2 separate regions of the Homo sapiens genome follow, and region 2 is linked to region 1. The links are chromatin contacts, found by Hi-C or POLR2A ChIA-PET in ENCODE. All regions are on one chromosome and are shown on one strand. Each heading gives the region's core, a stretch centred on a gene start or an enhancer-like site at or near the end of the contact. The rest is flanking DNA. Distances are from core to core; before and after follow the strand shown.

Region 1 (7,835 bases), core at 1,838-4,337:
TTGCCCAGGCTGGTGTCAAACTCCTGGGCTCATCCACCCACCTCAGCCTTCTAAATGGGATTACAGGCGTGAACCACTGCCCACTGCGCCGGGCCCCCCTGTCCTTGTTCTTGTACACGGTACATGTTACCATCTAACATATTATATTTCCACGTATTTTTTCACTTTCCTCTACCCTCCACACTCTGGATGGCAAGTCCGAAGGCGCAGGGATGTTTGTTCACTGTTGTATCTTAAGTGGTTGGCACATCGCCGGCTGTCAGCAAATGTTTTTGAAATGAATGAATGAGTGAATGACCGACAAGGGGAGCTAAGGGGAAGGCAGCGGTGCGGTCCGCGTCGCAGGCAGAAGAGCTGACTCTCCAATCTCCGCTCCTCTCTCCGCCCCCGTCCGGAATGCTGAGTGCCCGAGAAGGAGGCGGAAATGAGCGCGCTCAACAGCCCACCAGCCGGGTGTTTACTTAATTAGGGCCTGCATCCCGAGGCTCGTTTGTGTTTAACCGTCCGCCTAATGGCTTCGTCTGGCTCCGGGCGGGCGCGGGGGAACCTGCGAGGCGAGCGTAGGCCTGGCCACCCTGTCCCGCCGGGGGCCCACTCCATTGCGCCGCGCGGGTGCGCGTAGACCTGACCTCCCCTCGGGCATAAAAAGCGCCCTGCGGGAGATCCAGGCCGGGAGGGCGCGGAGCTCAGCGAGCAGCCCCAGGCTTTCCCAACCGCGTGGTCCACCCCCAGCCTCAGTCCCAGCCCCAGCTGCTGGGCTCACCCGCCGGCTAAGGGAATGCTCCCGAGATACCAGATGCCAGTTGCTCGTTGTACCCTCAGCCATGAAATTGGAGGATTACAACGCTTCTCATTCTCTTAATTCAGGGGATGTGGGGATGCTAGAAAGAGAGACGGCTCGCCAGACATCTGAGAGCAATAATACCAGGCAGCATTTGGGCACTTGCTGTGTGCCAGATATGATGTTTAGCGTTTTAAACCTTCTAATTTATTTAATACTCATCTATGAGAGGGTAAAATACTAAGATCATAACAGCCCCATTTGACAGATGCAGAACTGAGGCCCAGGGGGTTTATTTTACTTCCCCGAGGCTTCAGCGCTACTAAGGGGTGGGACCTGGATTTGAACCCAGGTGGGGCCGGCCTTAAGGGCCCATGCTAGGCCTGAGAGAGCAAGACCCCCACCCTCGCAACGCAAGCAATCCATGGCTTAGCCACAGGCCTGGCGGGGAGGAGGACGGATAGATTACCAGGTTAGCCCTGGAAGGTCAAAGAATCTGTCATTTAAAACTCCAGGCTGGGCCCCGTTTCTCACGCCTGTAATCCCAGCACTTTAGGAGGCCAAGGGAAGCGGATCACTTGAGGTCGGGAGTTCGAGACCAGCCTGGCCAATATAGCGAAATCCCGTCTCTACTAAAAATACAAAAATTAGCCTGGTGTGGTAGTGGGCGCCTGTAGTCCCAGCTACTCGGGAGGCTGAGGCAGGAGAGTCGCTTGAACCTGGGAGGCGGAGGTTGCAGTGAGCAGAGATGACGCCACCGTACTGGACGACAGTGAGACTCCATCTCAAAAAAACAAACAAAACAAAAAAACCTCTCCAGTCTCCAGTCCGTTCCTCAAACCCCTAAATCTGAGCTGGGGACGGGGAGGGAGAAGGACCAGGAGGTGGCATCCAGGGCTTCTCAAGGCAGCAGCAGAAGGTGAAGGAGGAGTGAGGGGACAGGTGAGAGAGACTGACCGGGAAAGCTCAGCTCCGTGGGGAAGGGCTTGTGGGGTAGTGATTGAGACTCAGGACCGTTTTCATGGCCAGAGCCCACTTGTGTGCAGCAAGAGGAAAGCACTTCGTGTCTAACGTAGTGGAATGAGAGTAACGTAGAAGAACAACGAATCCCAGGTCTGGCGTTTATCTCCTAGGAAGGGTGTGGGAGAGCTGTTTTCCAAGGGAGACTCTCTGGAGGCTGCTTTGCGCAGCAAGCAGTTTTTACCCAGATTATATACAGTATTTCAGACCAATTTCAAAACCTCTGCGTTTTAAAAATTGTCTTTATTTACATTTTACAGAAAGTTGAGAAAGTGTTATTTATATGGGGGGTAGGGGTGCTGGAGATTATGAGACTAATAACAACCCTCTTAGCTCGCACCCTTTGGCACCACTACAGCTTCCAAACTCTGGGACTTTCTCGACTAGCTTCCCTTTGTTTAGCTGTGAAATGGAAGAAGCGGTCCGGGTGTGGCGGCTCATGCCTGTAACCTGAGCACTCTGGGAGGCGGAGGATCGCTTGAGTCCAGAAGTTCAAGACCAGCTTGGGCAACATAGGGTGACCCTCCACCCTCCCCCCGCCCCACCACATCGCTACAAAAAATTTTTAAAAATTAGCCGGGTGTGGTGGCGCAAGCCTGTAGTCTCAGCGGGAGCTGAGGGAGGAGAATCGCTTCAGCCCGGGAGGTCGAGGCTGTAGTGAGCCGAGATCGCGCTACTGCACTCCTGGGCGACAGAGCGAGACCCTGTCTCCAAAAAAAAAAAAAAAAGAAAAAAGAGGAAGTTGTATCCAATTCAGAAACGCGGTCCTTCGGGACCTGCTAGTTTTATACCCCGGAGGATCCTCCCCGGCGGGCTGGCACGGGAGGTGGAGAAAGAGGCTTGGGCGGCCCCGCTGTAGCCGCGTGTGGGAGGACGCACGGGCCTGCTTCAAAGCTTTGGGATAACAGCGCCTCCGGGGGATAATGAATGCGGAGCCTCCGTTTTCAGTCGACTTCAGATGTGTCTCCACTTTTTTCCGCTGTAGCCGCAAGGCAAGGAAACATTTCTCTTCCCGTACTGAGGAGGCTGAGGAGTGCACTGGGTGTTCTTTTCTCCTCTAACCCAGAACTGCGAGACAGAGGCTGAGTCCCTGTAAAGAACAGCTCCAGAAAAGCCAGGAGAGCGCAGGAGGGCATCCGGGAGGCCAGGAGGGGTTCGCTGGGGCCTCAACCGCACCCACATCGGTCCCACCTGCGAGGGGGCGGGACCTCGTGGCGCTGGACCAATCAGCACCCACCTGCGCTCACCTGGCCTCCTCCCGCTGGCTCCCGGGGGCTGCGGTGCTCAAAGGGGCAAGAGCTGAGCGGAACACCGGCCCGCCGTCGCGGCAGCTGCTTCACCCCTCTCTCTGCAGCCATGGGGCTCCCTCGTGGACCTCTCGCGTCTCTCCTCCTTCTCCAGGTACTCCACAGCCTCGCCGTGGCCCCGACCGGGACCGCTCCCTGGGGGGCGGGCGGGGTCCGCATGGGGCAGTGGCGTCGGGGAGAGCGCGGGGCTGCGCTCCCTGGGGCCAAGGGAGTCCCGGAAGGCCCGTGAGGACCCTGCGGTGTGGGGAGTGCAGGGCCGGGCACGCCTGGACCCAGCCTCCTTCACTCTCTGCCCTCGGGCGCAGGTTTGCTGGCTGCAGTGCGCGGCCTCCGAGCCGTGCCGGGCGGTCTTCAGGGAGGCTGAAGTGACCTTGGAGGCGGGAGGCGCGGAGCAGGAGCCCGGCCAGGCGCTGGGGAAAGGTAAGATCCTCAGGGTGGAACCGCAGGGTAGGGGCCGCACGTGACCATTTTGGTGTGGACCGCGCGAGGGGTGTTCGGGCCGGGGCAAGGGACTCCTGGCGCCACCTCAGTTCCCGGGGAGGCGCAGAACGCGCCTCGGGGGCTGGGATTGGGGGTGGTGGCTGACGGAGAAGGCTGGGCAGCAGAGCGCCTATGACATCCAGCCCCTTGTCCGGTAGCCACTGCTTACCTTGACCCCCTCCTCCGAGATGCCGGATGGCTGAGCCCCTCACCCAGTCTCGACGTGGGAAGTTCTCCCCCGCTGGCCCCAGCAGAGGAATGCGCCGGCCACATTCTTCCCCCAACCCGCGCGCAGGTGTGGGGATGAGCCGTGCCCCGGGCAGCCCCCTTCGCCCCTCTCGGGCCCCCTTTGTGAACCGTGCTTTGTGTCTCCGACAGACAGACCGGGTCTGTTTCTTTTCTCCGAGCTTCCCTACCCCGCCCCCCTTCTTCCTCGGCAGCTGGAATGCACTCTTAACCCTGCTCTTCCCGGAGGGCCTGCGCCCTTGTAGCCTGCCTGGAAACTGGGCCCTGGCACACCTGGGCTGGGGCCATCACGTACGGGAACCACCCCGCCCCCAGCGTCTGGGGCCTGGGATGCTAGGTCACTGGGGGGAGTTTGAGGGGGACAGTGTCCCAAGCTGGCAGGCCTGGGGCTATGGGGGCGATGGACGGGAGATCAAAGCACATTTTTGATCCCTCAGTTACTCCTACCCCCCCCCTCCCCGCCCCAAGTTCAAAAACCTGAGGGGGTGGGCGGTGCAACGTTAGTGAGGAGAACCAGTGTGTTATGAGACCCAGGCGGTTGGTTGCTGGCTAGTGGAGGGCTTTCTCCCTCTAGGTTAAGAGGACAATGGATGGGGGCTCCAGCAAGGGTTGAAACCTAGTTCTTAAACGGGTATAACCCTGGATCCTTGGGTCGGGTTTCAGAGGATCCTTACACTGAAATTTTTGGGAACTTGAGTATTCATTTTTAGGGGGAAGGAACCGTGGCTTACCTGGCCTTCAAAACACTGAGAACCCTTGCTACCTAGCATTCTTCTAAAGTCTCCATCAACTTATCCCTCACCCCAGGCACAAACTCCCACTGCTTGAATGTGGGGCTGTCAATGCCTAGGGGACAGAGTGGCTCTCTTTTATTTCTCCAAAAGAGGATTGAGGACCTTGAGTCTGTGGAGGCCCTTTTTAAAAAAATTCTTTCTGCAAATAACTGCAGATTGACAAAACAATTAACACCCAGGCTAGGCTAGGCTCCTTAAACCCTTGGCTGTAGGGAGCTGAGGAGAGGCATTAAGAAGCCATGCCTCATAAACTTTAAATTCTTGCGCAGGGGTTTATTACTGGCTGGCTAACAAACTGCAACTCAGCCAACCTGTAAAAATGTGAATTCGGGCAGGGCCCCAAATCCAATTCCGGCTCCCTGAGGAAGCCTTATTGCTAACCAGACTTCTGCCAAATCTACGCCCCCTCCCCCCGCCCCATTGTCAAGTTCTCTGACTACAGTCTCCCAGAATAGGCTATAGCCTTGAGTGTTGTCTGTACCTTATCTTTCCTACTGAAGCAAGAAATATCAGATTAGCTGTCACTTCACTAGGCTTGAGGTTTTGGGGGGAAGCAGTGATCAGGTTTTCGATTTCATCGTTGGGTTGGCGAGTGTTTCCCAATGACGTCAGGCATTTTAAACCTTTAGAGGAAATTCAGCTTTCTCGGATGTCTGCTTTACGGTTGTGAAAAACGGTGGGTTTGCGCCAGGAGCACACCTGGGTTATACAACAAAGGACGGGTTAATGCGCTCGGCGCACCTTGAAACTCCCTGCCACACGGCTGGGTCTTAGAGTAGGCTTCTGGTGGCATGGGCTGCTGCTTGCTTTTTTAAGTAAAAGTGCATTTCTTGGTCCAGTTGGTCCCAATAAATTGGGACTTCCCAACAAAACATATTGCTATTTCTCCCTTTGGTCTTCAGCTGGCACTTTGACCACCCCACCTGCACCCTAGTTCCTCATCCTCAAAACATAGATCCCCAGCCTGGATCCAGCCACGTTGAAAGGGTTATCCTGCAGGAACGTATAGACTCTCAAGTTTAGCCAAGCAGACAAGTTTCCATATTGCTAAGGAACAATCACCCCTGTTGTTCGCCCCTGGGTTATGAATATCAAGGGTGTCTATGAAGTTCAGCTCAAAGAACTTATCTGATGTAATTAATGCCTTGTTTGTATGTGCATCTTCCCCTTCAAAGCCCTTTTGCAACTCTGAGCTTGCTTTATCCTCCTAACATTCCCTTGAAGCAGGTGAGGTAAATGTTAAACAAGCTGAGCTCTTAATCTCAGAATTTTGAACTTCAGAAACCCCATAGTCTAGCCTTGCCTGAGGTTTTGAAGGTGGAGAAACAGAGGCACAGCTTAACGGATTGGATTCACTAAGCCAAACAGCTCATGAACTTCTTTGAGGGTGACAGACACAACTTTTACCTCCTGGTATATGCCCAGGGCCTGGTACCTTACAGGATGCCCAGTCCTGTATGAATTATGAATGAATTTGACAACCTTGTGAAGGGCGGCCCATTTTATAGATGAAACCTACATGACTGTGGCTTCACCAAGTCATCACTGCAGTGATCAGCTGGGATTTGAATGGAAATTTTGGACCCCCAAGTTCCCTGGCTTTTTTTTTTTTTTGAGATAGGGTATCGCTCTGTCACCCAGCCCAGGCTAGAATGCAGTGATGCAATCACGGTTCACTGCAACCTCTACCTCCTGGGCTCTAGTGATCCTCCTATCACAGCCTCCCAAGTAGCTGAGACCACAGACATGTGCTACCATGCCTGGCTAATTTTTAATGTTTTCTAGAGACGGGGTCTCACTATGTTGCCCAGACTGGTCACAAACTCTGGGCTCAAGCAATCTTCCCACCTCAGCCTCCCAAGCACTGAGATGACAGGTACGATCCACTGTGCCCAGCTCCCTGGCATTTTTTACTACCAGAAAGCAGGGCCTGAGTGGAGAGGGTAGAATGTTGGATCCCTGAATCCCACAGCTATTAATAACAAGCTCTCCCGGCCCCCCACCCCAAGAGTGCTTAGTCTTTTTTTTTTTTAATTGTAGGATTTTCCAGAAACATTGATGTAGAGGAAACTGGTTTGGATTTAGTCTCTAAGGGCCCAAGTGAGGGGTCTTGACTAGCTCAAGAGGAAAGGTTAATCTGGAGGGAAGGAAAGCCGGCACATTCCCCCATCCCAGTGCCACAGTCTGGGGGCCACCTTCCTTCAAGTGTGGTCTGGAAGCCGACAGTGGAGAGGTGGGAGGAGGGAACTTTCATGGTATTAGTGCAGTGATTAAGTGAGTGACCTACAGTGGTCTACTCATCCTTAAGGGTGAACAACTGAGAGAGGCAGCTTAATGGCAGTCAAACAGATGCAGTCCTTCATTATGGCCTTCAGCAGGATCATCTGACCCACAGTCAGCCTTTGGGTCAGATTAAAAACTAACCATCAGCTTTGGGAGGAAGCTTCCAAGTTCAATAATGCATCTGACTGAGCACAAATTAACATCAAGATGGTTTTGTCTATTTCAGCTCTGGGTGTAAAAACTGCCTTTTATTGTGGAAGCCCCTACTCTGGGGTATGCCCTTTATTTCCATTTCATTCTTCCTGTAAGCATATATTTCGCATCTGCATAGATCAGGCACTGTTCCACAACTTCAACTAAAGCAATGAACAAAACGAAGTCCCTGCCCTTGGGGAGCTTACAGTCTAGTAATTTTTCTTTTTTTCTTAAAAACAGAGGTTTTATTCCATTTGGTCCACAGTCGGTGTTTCACATTATCTCACGGTGCAGGGCCCCTGGGTAAGGGGGGTCCCTGTGCAGTACTTGGAGGGGCGTGTGGCCAGGGGAGATGAAGCAGTATAGCTGGTCAGGCCCAGAAGGGGAGATGGAGGGCTGGGGGCTCCTTAAAACCTACTGAGGGGCGAGGCGCGGTGGCTCACGGCTGTAATCCCAGCACTTTGGGAGGCTGAGGCGGGCAGATCACATGAGGCCAGGAGTTCAAGACCAGCCTGGCCAACATGGCGAAATCCCGTATCTACTAAAAACACAAAAATTAGCTGGGTGTGATGGTGGTGTGCCTGTAACCCAGTTACTTGGGAGGCTGAGGCAGGAGAATCGCTTGAGCCCAGTAAGTGGAGGTTGCAGCAAGCCAAGATCACGCCACTGTACTCCAGCCTGGGCAACAGAGTGAGACTCCGCCTCAAAGAAAAAAAAAAAACCTGAGGA
Region 2 (7,835 bases), core at 2,489-4,988, 130 kb after region 1:
AGGCATGTTTCACCCCTAAATACTTTAGTCTGCATCTCCTGAACCACAATGCCATTATCACAACTAAGAAAACGTATAATGTCATCTAACATCCAACTCTGATGGCAAATATTCCCAACCATGCCAAGAATGTCTTGTGTTTATTACAAACTCTCACATGCAAGTCATTTCAAACATCACCTCCCGAGATCCTTGTGTACCCAGAAGGGAACATGAGAAGAGAAGGTGGTGTTCTTGCCTTTGGTTTGCCTAAGGCCCCCTTTTTGTTCTCCCACTTTGGATTCGGTTGGATTCTAGGAGCAGTTACACATTTCTGTTTTTGTGTTTAAAAGCATGTAGGTTTCATGTAAGCTATATGCATGCACACACTAGCCACACATGGGACTCAAGTTTGTAATTTAAAAAGACATTTCCTTCCCCTATAATAAAGCATAGCTGGCATTTCTACATCTGAAGCGTCTAAGATAAAGCTGATGGTATCAGCATGTTGCTCTCCAAAGAAACAAAAGGTTATGATTTGATAGACCCTGAAATTAGACATCAAGGTCAAGAAAGTGTAAACTTAGGTGTGGTCGTTTTCCAAAGCTGTCACTCAGATGTTTAGCAAAATGTCCCCCTTTACATTTCCCCTGTCTTCCACAGGTCTCCCCCATCCACCCAAAAGGAGGAAAGTTAGGAGGGAAGATTGTCAAAAGTCCTCAAATATGGCTATTTTAGATTTCTTTTTTTCTTTTGGTGAGACAGAGTCTCAGTTTATCACCCAGACTGGAGTGCAGTGGTGCAATCTTGGCTTACTGCAACCTCTACCTCCCACCCCCAGGTTCAGGCTACTCTTGTGCCTCAGCCTCCCAAGTAGCTAGCTGGGACTGTAGGCACGCACCACCATGCCTGACTAAGTTTTGTATTTTTAGTAGAGATGGGGTTTTACCATCTTGACCAGGCTGGTCTCAAACTCCTGACTTCAAGTGATCCACCCACCTTGGCCTCCCAAAGTGTTGGGATTACAGGTGTGAGCCACCGCACCAGGCCTATTTTAGATTTCTTTTAATGTAGTAGCAGGTAACAAGCATAGTTCATATACTTTTACTATTTTTAATAATGACCAACGTTTCCTGAACATGAATAGTGGATTAAAGTGCTGAGTGGCATGCCTGGTGCACAGCAGGAGTCCAATATTAGCTATGGACAGTACCTGACATTCAGCGGATTTGAATCATTCAGACTTGAAACTGCACTATAATATTTTACTTAGTAAAATCTCATTAAAAATTTTTTTTAAATAGTATGTTTTGTAGAGACAGGGGTCTCACTATATTGCCCAGGCTAGTCTCGAGTTCCTGGGCTCAAGCTATCCTCCTACCTTGGCTTTTTCAAAGTGCTGGGATTATAGGCATGAGTTCCTGCACCTGGCATAAAGTTTCATTTTATATTGCAGCTTTTAAAGAATGGGAGTGCATCACATCTACTTTTAAAGGAAAGCTGAGCATGTTTTGAGTTATGCACAGTTTTCAGCAAAACAGCCCATGCATGAAATCCAACAGGCTTGTCAGATTAGGCTGGTCACTTTACATTATATACTTTCTCATGTAGTTCTCACGACAGTCCTGTTATTTAGAGATTGCCATTCGGCCCATCTTATAGAGAGGAAACTAAGGCTTAGAGAGGGTAAGTGACTTAACCTCAAGTATGTCTGAGTGGTGGAGCTGAAACCTCAATCTTGGTGTGGCTGACTTCAGACTTGTTACTTGTAACCACCGTGCAGTCCCAAGCTTGTGTTTGTTGCTGTTCCAAATGCAACATTGGTGCCTCTAAGCCTCATATCATGAACTGGTTCAGAGAGAGAAAGCCACAGTCCCCCCAGGTTCATTTAGTGTGTGTTCAGGTGTGTTGGCATGGTGCTTCCTTCAGTCTTTCTCAAGCCTCATAGGCAGAAAACCCTTCATGAAAGCATAGTGGTCAAGAGCCACGGGCTCTGGGGCCAGACGGCCTGTGCTTGCTCGAATTCCAGGTTCACACCAGTAACTTGTAAGTTATGTGACCTTGGGCAAGTTACTCAACCCTCATATGCCTCAGTTTTCTCATTTGTCAAATGGAGACAATAATAGTACCTAATTCATACTATTATTATGAAAATAAATGACTAATATAAGCCTGGCATGCAGTGTGCTCTAGAGCATTAGCTGCTAATATTATCTCTGCCACCAAAGGCTTTAGCCAAGACTGCCTTCAAAAGCAGTGTTTGTGGGGTGGTAGTGTTCTAGAAAAGGTAATGTTTCCTTTTTTTTTTTTTTTTTTTTTTTGAGAAGGGGGTCTGATTCTGTCACCCAAGCTGGAGTGCAGTGGTGGTGCAACCACGGCTTATTGCAGCCTCGACCTCCCAGGCTCAAGCCATCCTCCCATCTCAGCCTCCTGAGTGGCTTGACTATAGGCATGCACCACCACACCTGGCTAATTTTTGTATTTTTAAATTTTTTATTTTTATCATTATTTTTGAGATGGGGTCTCACTCTGTTGCCCAGGCTGGAGTGCAGTGGCACAATTTCAGCTCACTGCAACCTTTGCCTCCCAGGTTCAAGCGATTCTCCTGCCTCAGCCTCCCAAGTAGCAGGGACTACAGGCGCACACCACCACGCCCAGCTAACTTTTGTATTTTTAGTAGAGATGGGGTTTTGCCATGTTGGCCAGACTGGTCTCAAACTCCTGACCTCAGGTGATCCACCTGCCTTGGCCTTCCAAAGTGCTAGGATTACAGGCATGAGCCACCATGCCTGGCCAGAAATTGGACACTTTATTTATTTATTTATTTTTGAGACGGAATCTCGCTCTGTTGCCCAGGCTGGAGTGCAGTGGTGCAATCTCAGTCCCCTGCAACCTCCACCTCCCGGGTTCAAGCAATTCTCCTGCCTTAGCTTCCCAAGTAGTTGGGGCTACAGGCACCTGCCACCATGTCCAGCTAATTTTTGTATTTTTAGTACAGACGGGGTTTCACCATATTGGCCAGGCTGGTCTCGAATTCCTGACCTTGTGATCCGCCTGCCTTGGCCTCCCAAAATGCTGGGATTACAGGTGTGAGCCACCGTGCCCGACCAATTGTACACTTTAAATTGGTGAATTTTGTGTTGTGTTAATGATATCTCAATATTTTTTGAAATGCCAACAGGGAACAAATCATCATTAGTGAAACAGCTCTTGTTCAGATTAGTAAGTAGAGCTCCAGTCCTGAGCTTTTAGTAAACAATTGTGAGCCCCAGTGATTCCACGTGGTCCTGCCCTATGTGTAGAGCCTTGGTTTGCAGCCTTCCCAGAAACAGAAATGCTTCTGGGAAACCACAGCTCCCTACCTGCTGAAGGAAATGGACACCTGAGATAAGCTGAATATATTGTGTGTGTAATCAGAAGGCAGGCAGGCAGGCCGGTTTTCCAGATGAGCCTAAGCTAATGGCTTAAAAGGGTGTTTAAAAGAGAAAGCAGTAGCCTGACTGGTCTGAACTCCTGCCCTGTCAGCAGAAACGGTGCAGTCACAATGAGAAGGGAAAGAGTATTTAACGCTGGTATGAACGGCAAGCCTCTGCCTCCTGATTTAGTTAATAAGCAGTTTTCCTATGGAATTGATTGAGGGGGAGAGAGGTTTTTCTCTTCCTGGCTCCCTTGGTGTGTGCCCTCTCATGTCAGAAGGCAGGAAGTTCTCTGGGAATTCACACCAGAGGTTTTGCCATTATTTAAGCAAATTAAGGCCTTTGGGAACAGCCAGGTGGCCTTTCAGGTTTTGTCAGGGCCAAAAAGCCCTATCACCTGCCAAGGTGTTGAGTCAACTTATTTACAGTGCTCAGAGCCAGTTCCTGTGCTGCTGAAATCCCTGAAGGCCTGCTCTAAATGGGCCTGGTCAGACATCAACACCGCCTGCCTCATCAGCACTTTTAGCCTTCCACCTGCAGTGCGGGCTTGACTGAGATGCCCCAGTGGCTTGTCCTGGGAAAACTGCTCCCATCTGTAAGCTGCCACCCTCCTTTGGTGACTTTGCCTCTCTCTGCCTCTTTACTCCCTGCACAGAGGGGCAAAGAGGCACATCCTCCAGGGAGGCAGGGCTAGGTGGAAGTTAAGGTGATGGGCTTTGGGGTCCGGCAGGCCTGAGTTCAATTCCCAGCTCTGCTGTGTGCTGTTATAGCTACGTGGCCTTGGGCAAATCCCTTACCACTGTGAGTATTGCTTTATTCACCTGTGAAATGGGAGTAACACGGTACCTACCTTCTAGGCTGTTGTGAAGATTAACTGCAATTCTGCATGGTGCTTCTGATAGGGTCAGTAACTGAGGGGTTGGCCGGGCACGATGGCTCACACCTGTAATCCCAGCACTTTGGGAGGCCGAGCAGGCAGGAGGATCACAAAGTCAAGAGATCGAGACCATCCTGGCCAACATGATGAAACCTCGTCTCTACTAAAAATACAAAAATTAATTGGGCATGGTGGCACATGCCTGTAGTCCCAGCTACTCGGGAGGCTGAGAAGAATTGCGTGAACCTGGGAGGTGGAGGTGACAGTGAGCCAAGATCACACCACTGCACTCCAGCCTGGCAACAGATGAGTGCTGGGGGTGTTGGAGGGAGGCTGGAGAATGAAAGGGAGGCAACTGAGGCCACAGTGTCTGGCTGTTTCCAATCCCCCCATCCCCAGCTGAAACCCTCTCATCTGCAGATAACTCCAAGACACTCCTTACTTCTCCCAGAATAAAAGCCCGGCTCTCTACAATGAGGCTCCAGCTACGTCTGACTTTGTCACTGACTACCCTTGTGTCACTCGCTCTACTCAGCCACCACCCTGGATTGGCTTCCAACCAAGTTGTGTTTGCTTTTCCCTCTGCCTGAAATGTCCTTCCAAAGGGGACCGTGTGGCTCCCTTCCTCCCTCCTTCCCTCCCTTCCAGCAAGTCTTAGGTCTCAGCTAAAACTGCCTTTGCTCTAAGTCACCTTCATTGCCTTTGACATGGCACACCACTGCCTCCAGCACTCCCTCCTTATCCTTCCTCCCTGTTTATTTTATTTTATTATTTTTTGTTTATTTATTTTGAGACAGAGTCTCCCTTTGTCACCCAGGTTGGAGTGCAGTGGCATGATTTTGGCTCACTGCAACCTGTACCTCCTGGGTTCAAGTGATTCTCTCCTGCCTCAGCCTCCCAAGTAGCTGGGATTACAGGTGTGCACCACCACACCTGGCTAATTTTTGTATTTTTAGTAGAGATAGGGTTTCGCCATGTTGGCCAGGCTGATTTCAAGTGATCTACCCATCTCGACCTCCCAAAGTGCTTGGGATTACGGGCTTCGGCCACCATGCCCAGCACCTGTTCTATTGTTTTCTCTACAGCGTTTACTACCTTATTGTATGTTTTTGGCTAAAGGGCCTTGGAGTCAACCCCAGGAGAACAGTGCTGATGAATCAGGAGTGGCGCTCCCATAACTTCATGCGTCTTCAAAGCTGGCTAGTACTGCACCTCATTCTCGTGATTTCATGCCCACAGTTACCTCCAGGGTGTTGGCTGAGCAGAGCAAGTGACATGAGGGTAGTTGGTGACAAAGTCAGAAGTAGCTGAGGCCTCACTGTAGAGAGCTGGGCTTTTATTCTGGGAAAAGTGAGTCTCTGGAGGGCTCTGCATAGAGCAGAGGCTTGTCATGGCCTGACCGAGGTTGTAGCAAGCTCAATGCGGCTACTGTGTAGAGAAGACGCCGTAGCAACCTGGGCCAGAATTGGGAAGATTAAGGAGCTACTGCAATGGTCCAGGAGTCCAGAGATGAATTGAGTCTGTGGGGAAAAAAGTGTCGGCTGACAAGCCGTTCTGTCTCCATGTTCTCCTCTCACCTTTTGACCACCCTGTCCCCACTCCTCAGCTGTGCTTTGTATTTTGTAATTCGCAGCACTCAAAGCACTCACACAGGAGGCCTGACATTATTTATCTGCAGGTCAGAGGGTTTGAGTTGAGGGTGGGGGTATTGGAAACAATTAGGCATTGTGGCCTCAGTTGCCTCCGCTTCATTCTCCACCCTCCTCCACACACCCGCAGCACTCATTTTAACCCCTCAGTATGTCTTTTACTTTTTCCTTCCTTTTTAGAGTTAGGGTCTCACTCTGTCATCCAGGCTGGTGTGCAATGGTGTGATCACGGCTAGTTGCAGCCTTGACCTCCTGGGCTCAAGCAATTAACTCCACCTCAGCCTGCCCAGTAATTGGGACTACAGGAGCATGCCACTACACCTGGCTAATTTTTTCTTTTTTTAGAGATGGGGTCTTGCCATGTTGCCCAGGTTGGTGTCGAACTCCTGAGCTCAAGCAATCCATCCCCCTTGGCCTCCCAAAGTGCGGGGATAACAGGCATGCAACACCATGCCCGGCCAATTTTTTAATTTTCTTTATTGACAGGGTCTCACTATGTTGCCCAGGCTGATCTCAAACTCCTGGACTCGAGTGATCTCCCTGCCTTAGCCAAACTGCTGGGATTACAGGCCTGAGCAATCATGCCGGGCCCCCTCAGTATATCTTTAATCCCTTTGGGATCTGAGACTCTTTGAGAGACTGTTGAAGACCACAGAGCCTCCCACAGGTGCCCATATCTTAACCCACAGTTCCAGGGGGCCCATGCCTTCCTTGATGCCCTTCACTAGCCCAAACCTTGGCTCAAATCCTAGGCACTCACTGCTAAGGCCTCAAGGAGGGGGTCAGAAAAACAAAACCGCAGCCCAGGAAACTCCTTTCATGGCCACAGAGATGTTTCCAGATGGCCTGAGAAGGGAGTGGTTGGTGTGGGCAGCTGCTGTTCCCCATGGTATCAAATCTTTGATCAAGAGGGGTGGAAAAGGATTGACTTTCTCAAGTTCAGGGCTTCCTTCTGGCTCCACAGGCACCCCCCACAGGCAAGGGACCACCACACCCAAAGGCAGGAGTGGCCAATCCTGAGGGCGTGGACGGGGGCCACAGGGAGGCAGTCCACACCCTCAGGATTTGACCCTACAGGGAAGGCCCTGGGGATGTTGCCCTGTCCCAGGAACCTGCACACCCACCTTGGGGGCACTGCCTCTCCTTAGGGTGACCTCAGAGGCAGTTGCAGAAGTTTCGAGTTCTGCAAAAGCCATCTGTGGCAGAACAGGAGCGGCAGCTTACCACATACAAACTCTTCAAATGTTCCCACCAACTGTGACAGGTGGGGGCCACTCTGTAGTTGAAGAGGAAACTAAGACTCAAGCGTTTAACTTTCCTGAAGTTAACACAGCTAGTCAGAGGCACAGTTTGCATTCAAGTCCACATCTATCTAGACTCCAGGCCTAAGCGCTGACCGTTAGTGCTCTATGAGGCAGCACCTGGTAAAGCCACCTGTGCTTTGAGGGGGCGTTCAGGAGGCTACAGCCTAGTTCTGTGTAGGGTCAGATTATCTTGTTCTTTCTTCTCTCCGCTGGCCCACATCTTACCCTCTGGTGCCATTGTGACCGATCCTTCGCAAAGGAGTCAGCCCTAGAATTGTTGACAGTGAGCCCGTTTCCTGCCCCTCACCCCACACAGGGTTCCTTCCCATCCTTGCCCCTCCGTCCCTGGACCAGCTCCATGGGTCAGTGTTCCTCTTAGAGCATGACTCTTGGAAAAAAAACAGCACTTATCATTGAGGTCATCAGATTGCAACCCTGAGAATGTACTTATCAAACCACAAATAGAATCAGAGAAGGACTATATAGTCTCCCATATCCTAAGTGTCTCATTTCTGAAAACACAACTGAAATCTGGTTTTGGAAGCCACATCACATGTTGCCTATTGAGATTACGGTCAACTGAACACCCATCCCTCCTTTGGTTCAACCC

What was found. Hi-C counts contacts between places; a loop is a spot of excess contacts on that map. ChIA-PET counts read pairs that join two places held with the same protein, here RNA polymerase II (POLR2A). Pooled maps may share reads with other maps.
Region 2: a loop to region 1 is called in a pooled map, with 2.2 times the contacts of the local background. The contact joins the enhancer-like site here to the promoter of CDH3 in region 1. A Hi-C loop is called at or near these places in 1 of 50 pooled maps. POLR2A ChIA-PET finds 5 or more read pairs at or near these places in 6 of 52 experiments (GM12878, H1, Panc1 and 3 more).

The regions. Positions count from the first base shown.
Region 1 is chr16:68,642,223-68,650,057 of GRCh38, forward strand. CDH3 (cadherin 3) reads left to right here and starts at 3,088. Exons shown (of 16, transcript NM_001793.6): 1 at 3,088-3,202; 2 at 3,414-3,528. The coding sequence starts at 3,158. It overlaps CDH3-AS1 (CDH3 antisense RNA 1), which reads right to left and starts at 3,979. Exons shown (of 2, transcript NR_186394.1): 1 at 3,758-3,979; 2 at 2,026-3,518. RefSeq lists an enhancer at 3,068-3,592.
Region 2 is chr16:68,775,258-68,783,092 of GRCh38, forward strand. The region is part of intron 2 of CDH1 (cadherin 1); the gene reads left to right. Among named protein-coding and RNA genes, the nearest start is that of CDH1, 42 kb to the left of the region's middle. RefSeq lists enhancers at 3,877-4,480, 4,481-5,082, 5,084-5,228, 5,768-5,912, 6,758-6,857 and 2 more and cis regulatory regions at 5,156, 5,840. Within about 2 kb of position 3,739, at least 11 of the 41 ENCODE cell types and tissues checked have a DNase peak (open chromatin) inside an H3K27ac peak, as active enhancers do.